Regions from separate parts of the Homo sapiens genome. Here regions 1 and 3 are each linked to region 2. A link is an interaction called in ENCODE POLR2A ChIA-PET data of the cell type or tissue named here. Cell type or tissue: CD4-positive, alpha-beta T cell. All regions are shown on one strand. Region 1 overlaps RASA2 (RAS p21 protein activator 2). Region 2 overlaps RASA2 (RAS p21 protein activator 2). Region 3 overlaps RASA2 (RAS p21 protein activator 2).

Evidence for each region. Peaks named below come from ENCODE experiments on the same cell type or tissue, not always from the same donor. Only the 100,000 strongest peaks of a DNase experiment are listed, where the experiment ranks them.
Region 1: POLR2A ChIA-PET joins it to region 2 with 28 read pairs; 14 of 35 experiments call an interaction of 5 or more read pairs at or near these places.
Region 3: POLR2A ChIA-PET joins it to region 2 with 15 read pairs; 14 of 35 experiments call an interaction of 5 or more read pairs at or near these places.

What each region holds. Positions count from the first base shown.
Region 1 is chr3:141,551,787-141,554,286 of GRCh38, reverse strand. RASA2 (RAS p21 protein activator 2) reads right to left here. Exons shown (of 24, transcript NM_006506.5): 6 at 347-430. Among named protein-coding and RNA genes, the nearest start is that of RASA2-IT1, 28 kb to the right of the region's middle. In CD4-positive, alpha-beta T cell, no CTCF peak of the experiment used is centred here; a DNase peak (open chromatin) is centred at 1,006; H3K27ac peaks cover 634 bases.
Region 2 is chr3:141,497,702-141,500,201 of GRCh38, reverse strand. The region is part of intron 1 of RASA2 (RAS p21 protein activator 2); the gene reads right to left. Among named protein-coding and RNA genes, the nearest start is that of RASA2, 12 kb to the right of the region's middle. In CD4-positive, alpha-beta T cell, no CTCF peak of the experiment used is centred here; DNase peaks (open chromatin) are centred at 761 and 1,201; H3K4me3 peaks cover 1,582 bases; H3K27ac peaks cover 2,435 bases.
Region 3 is chr3:141,557,490-141,559,989 of GRCh38, reverse strand. It overlaps RASA2 (RAS p21 protein activator 2), which reads right to left. Exons shown (of 24, transcript NM_006506.5): 8 at 1,028-1,104; 9 at 1-96. Among named protein-coding and RNA genes, the nearest start is that of RASA2-IT1, 34 kb to the right of the region's middle. In CD4-positive, alpha-beta T cell, no CTCF peak of the experiment used is centred here; no DNase peak of the experiment used is centred here.

The DNA of each region.
Region 1 (2,500 bases), 54 kb before region 2:
ATTTTACATGCATAAAATTCAGGATATTTGAAAAGTAGGAATGCTGATGCATGAAAAGTCAAGTTTATGTTTTAAAGTACTACATTGTACTAGTATAAAACTGAAGTTGTTCCTTAAAGCCTAAGAGCATGGCAGATTTAAAATGGGGTACCAATTTCTGTCTGTAAAAAGAGGGCTTTGTTATTGACAAGTGTATAATAGAACTCACTAAAGATTTTTCTTTCAAAGCATTTATTACTGTGTGTTATAAATAGCTATTTATCATTTGCTCGTAGAATCTTACTTTTTAAATTTTTAAATCAAACATCAAAACTTTAAAACCTAATAATAATTCAATAAATATTACCTAGAAGGGCCCACTAGAGAAACTGTTGCATAAGGGTCACAGCTTTGGCCATTTATGAGAGGCAACCCATGGCATGCCTTGATGCTAAGGTAGAATAAAAGAGATTTAACATATTAGATTCCAGTTAAACAAGATAAAACATTATCTTTAAACACAAACTAATACATTCAAAAGGTTAAGAATTGTTTTCCATGTGTCTGCAGTTGTATGGCTATATACTACCTATATGGAATAGGTAGTAATATGTATGGACATATGTATGTATGCATTTTTAAATTTATGCTGTATTTTCAAAATGAGACTAAACAGGAATGCCACAATCACTAATGAAACTATCAAACACAGACTGAGCATTCCAAATTCAAAAATCCAAAGTCCTCCAAAATTCAAAACTTTCTGAGCACTGACATGATGCTCCAAGGAAATGCTCACTGCAGCATTTCAAATTTGGGCTTTTTGGATTTGGGATGCTTAATGGGCAAGTATATATAATGCAAATACTCAAAAAAAAAATAAGAATAAGAAATTCAAAACAGTCTCAAGCACTGTAGATAAGGGATGTGTAACAGTCAACACATTTCCTTCTGCTAAATACCCAACAAGGTACATTTTGCGGTTTGATAATACATCAAAACTGCTGTGGCCTCTAAAAAGGAAAAGAAAGTGGTGCAAACCCTAAATGAGAAGCTACAAACCAAGCCAGCTCTATGGCATCATATCCTCTGCTAAAGCATGAATGACAAACAAGGAAACAACTGCAGCTTCCACTTAAAAATCTGATTCATAAATATAGGGCAAGCTTCACACAATTCTGCAGCCTTTTATTCCAATTCTCAGTAAACAGCTCCTCAGTAAGCACCATTCTGTAGAAAATGTTTTAGACCATAAAAACCAAGGTCATCTAATCTACTCCATGGCTCACAGTTGTTGGCATTTACAGAGAACACAGAATCTAACTTTAGTGATTTGTTCCTCCAATTTTCTCACTAAATATTACTGAGTTTATGAGTTTAGTTTAATGTCTAAGGGTCTGCATTTTCTAATGCCTAAGAGAAACTCATGAGTGTTGCTGAAAAGTATTCTTTGTTGAAAGATGCAAGCTGTTGAGTACATCCTTATTTCTCTCCACAACCCACAGGTCACAGATGTGAGTGAAGTGCTATTGGTATACTGCAGAGTAAAGACAGAAATGATAATACGACTCATTTCTATTATAGCTGAGCATAAAAAAATAAAGAAAGAAATTTTGAAACTAGCCAAAGAAAACACAAGCCAAGATAATTCTGGGTTTTAATGTTGGGTTGAGGTACAGTCAGATTTTCCCACTGTACATACTGCTTAAAACTTACCCTTCTCAGGCTAAACCTCAAAATGATATCTGACACGGCATTTGCAGTTTACTATGCACTTTCACAAAATGCACCTAATTCTCACAACTGCCTTTGAGAAGAGAATTATGCCATTTAAAAGAAGTAAGGCTCACAGGTTATGTGAGGAAGTTACAAGGTAAGGCTCAAAGAGGTAGCGTAACTTGTAAGAAGCTGGCCAAGACTCAACTTCTACTTTTTAATTTTGTTACTGAAGTCCAGTGCCCTTCTACATTCCCACTGTGCCCCCAAATACAATATTACTGTCCTTGTAATACCACATTTATCTCACATAAACACCAATTATGAGAAACCTTAATGACAGAAATCCAATTTTCTATTTTATGAGGTATAAAAAAAAGCAGAGGAAAATGCAGTACTGACTTATAAAAAACTTATGAAACGATAAGAATACCCACAAACCAAAACACGGATGCCCATAAACCAGAAGTGCACCCTACAGAAATCATCAGTACTCTTAATTTTTAAATATAAAACAGTTAAAAATTGAGTTTTCTGCAAAACTTAAGTAATATTATTAAATATAGGTTATTCATTACATATATTTGGAAATATTATTTTTCTAATTACCTAGCATAGCACTGTTCTTCCAATCTGTAAGTAAGCAATTTCATATCATAAATCATGGATGGGCAGAAAACAAATGTTGAAAATAACCTCAATAAGGAATTTGATATTTTATTTATATGTGACATATAAAGCATTTACAATATAGTATCTAAAATTTACAAAGGTAAGAAAATATTATAAACAGTTCAGAATAAGA
Region 2 (2,500 bases):
TGAAAAGAAAAAAGTTATGTAGCTGTTATTTCCTTCCTTAGTGGCTCCTTAACTGTCATCTTGAAAACACCACTGGAAAGTTACACATTTGTGACATTAATCAGACAGAGAATGAGAAATAGTACCAATAGGCATATGGTGACTGCTGGAATATCTACCACTAAGCAGAGTTTTCCAATGCATAAATTAACATGGTGAGATAACTCAGTTGTCAAGCAATTTTCCTCACTCCTGGCAAATGACTTGTATCTGTAAAATAATCCAAGAGTCTATAATCCCACTCGATTGGTAATCTTTAAAAAAACAACACATTGGCCAGGCACGGTGGCTCATGCCTGTAATCCCAGCACTTTGGGAGGCCGAGGTGGGCGGGTCAGGAGATCGAGACCATCCTGGCTAACATGGCGAAATGCCGCCTCTACTAAAAACACAAAAATTAGCTGGATGTGGTGGCGTGCACCTGCAGTCCCAGCTAATCGGGAGGCTGAGGCAGGAGAATTGTCGAACCTGGGAGGTGGAGGTTGCAGTGAGCTGAGATCGCACCACTGCACTCCAGCCTGGTGACAGAGGGAGACTCCGTCTCAAAAAAAAAATCAACACATTAAATAACTCCTACCAGAAATCTGGTTCTGCCTAAGAACAAGGCACTATGATAAAATGAGGTAGTACCAGTGAGCAAACACTTGAGTGGGCACAGGACTCTAGGAATATGACACAGTTTGGGTGGCTAGCCGAGACTCAGTGAAGCAAAGAACTGTTTTTTCGTGTGTGTGTGTGTGGCTATAAAACCTGAACTATATATAAGTACAATTCCACATAAATAAGGCAATCCTGTATAGTGGTATTATATCACAAGGGTTTTTGTGGGTATAAAACCTGAACTATATATAAGTACAATTACACATAAGTAAGACAATGGCTAGTGACAAGACAAAGTCAAAGTAAACGCATAAATACCACTGCAACTCCTCAGTGATAAAGTCTACAGAACATAATCGGGGCTAGTTGCTGCATGGAAGTCATGTGCACAATAACTATCATACAGTTATCTACACTGCTATCATATTAATCACTTTTCACTGAAGCTTAATCTAGAACAAGAAGTTAGGAAACTACTATACACGAAAAGGCAAGTTTCACAAGGTATTGCCAGGAAGTGTCTATGGGTTATATAGATACGTCACCAAGTTGCGGGCAGGATCTTCCTGTGGTTTGCCTTGCCCACTTCCGGTTTCAGTTTTGAATGTGTGCTGATCTACAAGCTCCCTACAGACCCCTTCCTCAAGTGGCAAACCAAACTCTGAAGTACATATGGCAGGAATCTCTTCTGGGCTAAGCCAATGGTACCTATAGCTACAAGAAGCTTAGCAAGGCTACCAAGGTGACCAAGAGAGCCTGGTATGACAAACAAAAGGAAGGCAAAAAGCCAGGTGCTGGCAGAACTCAGGGCTACATGGACAGGCTATATATGGGATATGGCTGTTATTTCTGGTGACAGCATCCAGGGGGCCAAAATAGGATTCATATTGATCTTCGCCCCCCCTCCACAAAAAAAAGACACCTAGACACATAAAGAAGTTACACCCATGAGCATATAAAGGTGTGTATGTGTATATCTGTGTGTGTGTATGTATGTGTGTACACATATCCAAGAACCACTCAAAAGTACATACAAACCCACATAAGCAGTTAGGCAGCTAAAATAATTACATTCATGAACCCCCAAAACAGGCCAGAAGATAAATTCTTATGGCATTCAAACATCATAATTTTATTGAATATCCACTACATTAGACCATAGCCAATTTAGGAGTAATTATCAACTTCTTGACAACATAAATGTATTCATCAATTCCTTCCAATATATCATCTCACAGGCAGCTTTGTAGAGAAAGGGATGTGGGCTTTGGTAACATAAAGACTTTCTGAAAACTTGGCTCTGCTCCCTTACAATCCTGAGCAAATAACCTCTGTCTGTTGCTTCTTCTCTAAAATAGGAATAACAATCTTCTTCATGAAATTGGATTACATGAAATATTTTGCAAAGTATCCTAACACAACATCTGGAAACCAGGAAATACTCAATAAACATTAGTTCACCCCATCTACCAAGAATATTTTATATAAAACTGTAAAATTCAAAACTAAAATTCTGTACCACTCACACAAATGTCATATTTTAAAGGATCCAAAATTTTCAGACCCTTTTTACCACATTTCTCTGAAACAATGTATTAAAATTTTAAAAAGTTTTTCTAACATAAACAATTAGTCAAACAGGCAAAGTATATAAGAATTTGCTGTATTATTTCTACTTTTTTTTTTTTTTTGAGACAGGGTCTCACTTTGTCACCCAGGCTGGAGTGCAGTGGTGCGACCTCAGCTCACCGCAGCCTCAACCTCCTGGGCTCAAGTGATTCTCTGGCCTCAGCATTCCAAGTATTAATAGCTAGGGCTGAAGACACACACCACTATGCCTGGCATTTTTTTTTTTTTTTCG
Region 3 (2,500 bases), 60 kb before region 2:
TGATGAGAGGAATCAGTTCTTAATACGTTCACAGGAACCTTAATCTCACCTAGGAAAACATCTTGGACTAGGTTTCCATTGTTCCACAAGTCGATCCTGAAAATTGAAAACTGGCTTTATGTTTTGCAAACAATGTTTAAGAGAGTTCACACCACAAAACAGCTTCAAATTACTTTGATCTGTATTACAGCATTAATTTTACATGCTTAAAAGATGTTAGCAACACCATATACATACCTCACTATCCAGACTAGAGAAGCAAAATACTACAGCAGCTTTTATTTAAAAAGCACAGAAAGTAATTTTAAATAGTCTGAAAGAAGGCACTTAAACTGTCTTAGTTTGAAAGTCGAGGCTTTATTTTAACCTATAGCAATAAGGACTACAGAAAGAAACTACAATAAGACTACAGTTTCTCTCTAGATTACCACCAATTAATATATATATAGAAAAATTAGAAAAATACATTACCTGATCACTCCAAACACATGATTAATATACCATCTAGATGAACACACTGTTAACATCACACCTACACATGCATTTATAAGATTTTTCCTTCGCAAAGGGCATAGATATTTAAGACCCAGGAAACAGCACAAACTTCAAACACATGCACCTGTTGAATTATCTTCTTACCTCACTGAAATTTCTGTTAGACAGCAGATATGTTAAGAAGAATAAAAAAAAATTTCTAAATTGGCTGAGATATAACTTCCTTTCCATCCATTACACTATAATCCAGAAATGTAAGGAACAATTTGGGAAAAATTAAAAATCAATACAATAAAACAGATGAAAATTAGATCATCTTTGTTTATAAAATTAATACACTTTGACTATTTCTGCAAACAAATCAGACTTTGGAAAGATAATCTGGATTTAAATTAGTTGCATATTCCTCTAAGTTTCATCAACCAACTTGCTATAGAGAATTCTATTAAAGTTGGTTTACTTTTTTTGGTTGAATCTAGGATTTTCTTTTGGTATACAAAAAAGCAATTCTGTAAAACCCCAAGGCACATACCTGATTTCTAGCTTTTCAATGTCCTCCTCTTCTACCTGGAACTGGGACTTTCTGGTGTAACTACTGGATCTGGTTACCTGTAAACAAAATATTTTAGTAAAAATTTTTTTTAAAAAAATACATTTTTCCTACAGCTTAAAAATGATCATCTGCAAAATATTCAATTGTGGATAAAAGCAGAGGAAAATGTCCAAGTAATATTTTACTCAATAGCTGAATATAAAAGCAACTATGGAAGTAGCAGAAAAGAATAAGGTAGTGTAAAAAAAAAATCAAAATAATACCAGCTTGTTCATCTCACTCAAGTCTAAGAAAAATTCTCCCCTTAAATTATGGTCTTCCTATCTCTTTCCTTTCTTAGACAAATCTGAAAACTGCAATCCATCCTTACAGCTTGTACTTCCTCACCACCCACTCACTATAGTAACTCCTTATAATCTTGGCTTCCTCACAGATCACTCTCCTAAAATCTCTCTTCATCACCACATCTGACGATAAATTCTCAGTTCTTACCTCCCTTGATCTCCTATTTAATTTAGTGATCATACAACTGTATCTCCTTTCCCAGAAACACTCTATAGAATTTACCTGGGCACTACCTTGGCAACCTTATGCTGCTGTCTTTGTTTCTTTTTCAGAATCTATAGATAAATTATTCTTCAAAATTTTATGTTTTATTTTGCACTAAAAACAACTTGGAGCTGCACAGTGCTGTACAATCTACAAAGTGCTTTCACATGCATTATCTCCTTTGTTCATCAGAACGCTGCTCAGAGGCGGACAGGGCTAGATTTATTACCCTCACTTAAAAATGAGGAAGCTGAAGTACAGAAATTAAATGACATGCTGAAAGTTAAATACTTGAGTCGCAGAAATTAGTTTCTTCACTTTTCTCCTGTATTGTATACCTCTATTCTCTTGGCTTTCTTGGCTGTTTATATAAACAAACCTTGAGTGTTGGTCAATAACTATCACTCATATTAAGTTTCAGTCATAAACTCCCTACTGGAGGATTTAAAATGTCAGCCCTCAAGCTAATTATGCTCCAAACTAAGCCACTTTTATTTTCCTTCTTCCCTACTCTTCTATTTTTCCAGATTTGGAACCTTGGGGGCAGCATTCAACTACTTCCTTTCTCTTTTTTTCTATAACCAATTTGTTACCTTGCCCTTTGCATTCTCTCTTTTATCTGCCTCTTCCTCTCTATTTCCATAGCACTCTCTTGAAAGATACCCCATCCCCTCCCCATTTTTCTTACACCTAAAGTACAACAGTCTCCCCAGCTTTGTTCTTTCTCCCTAAGCCACCTGGACCTCAGATCATAGTTAATTCCTTCCCAAACACTGTTTTACTCATAACTTATAGGCTCAAAATCATTTACTTAAGCACCATAACTAGGCACTCAAGGCCTTTCATCAGCTGGTCTTACTCTACCTTTCTAATCTTAGTTTCCATTATTTCCTTACACAAGCC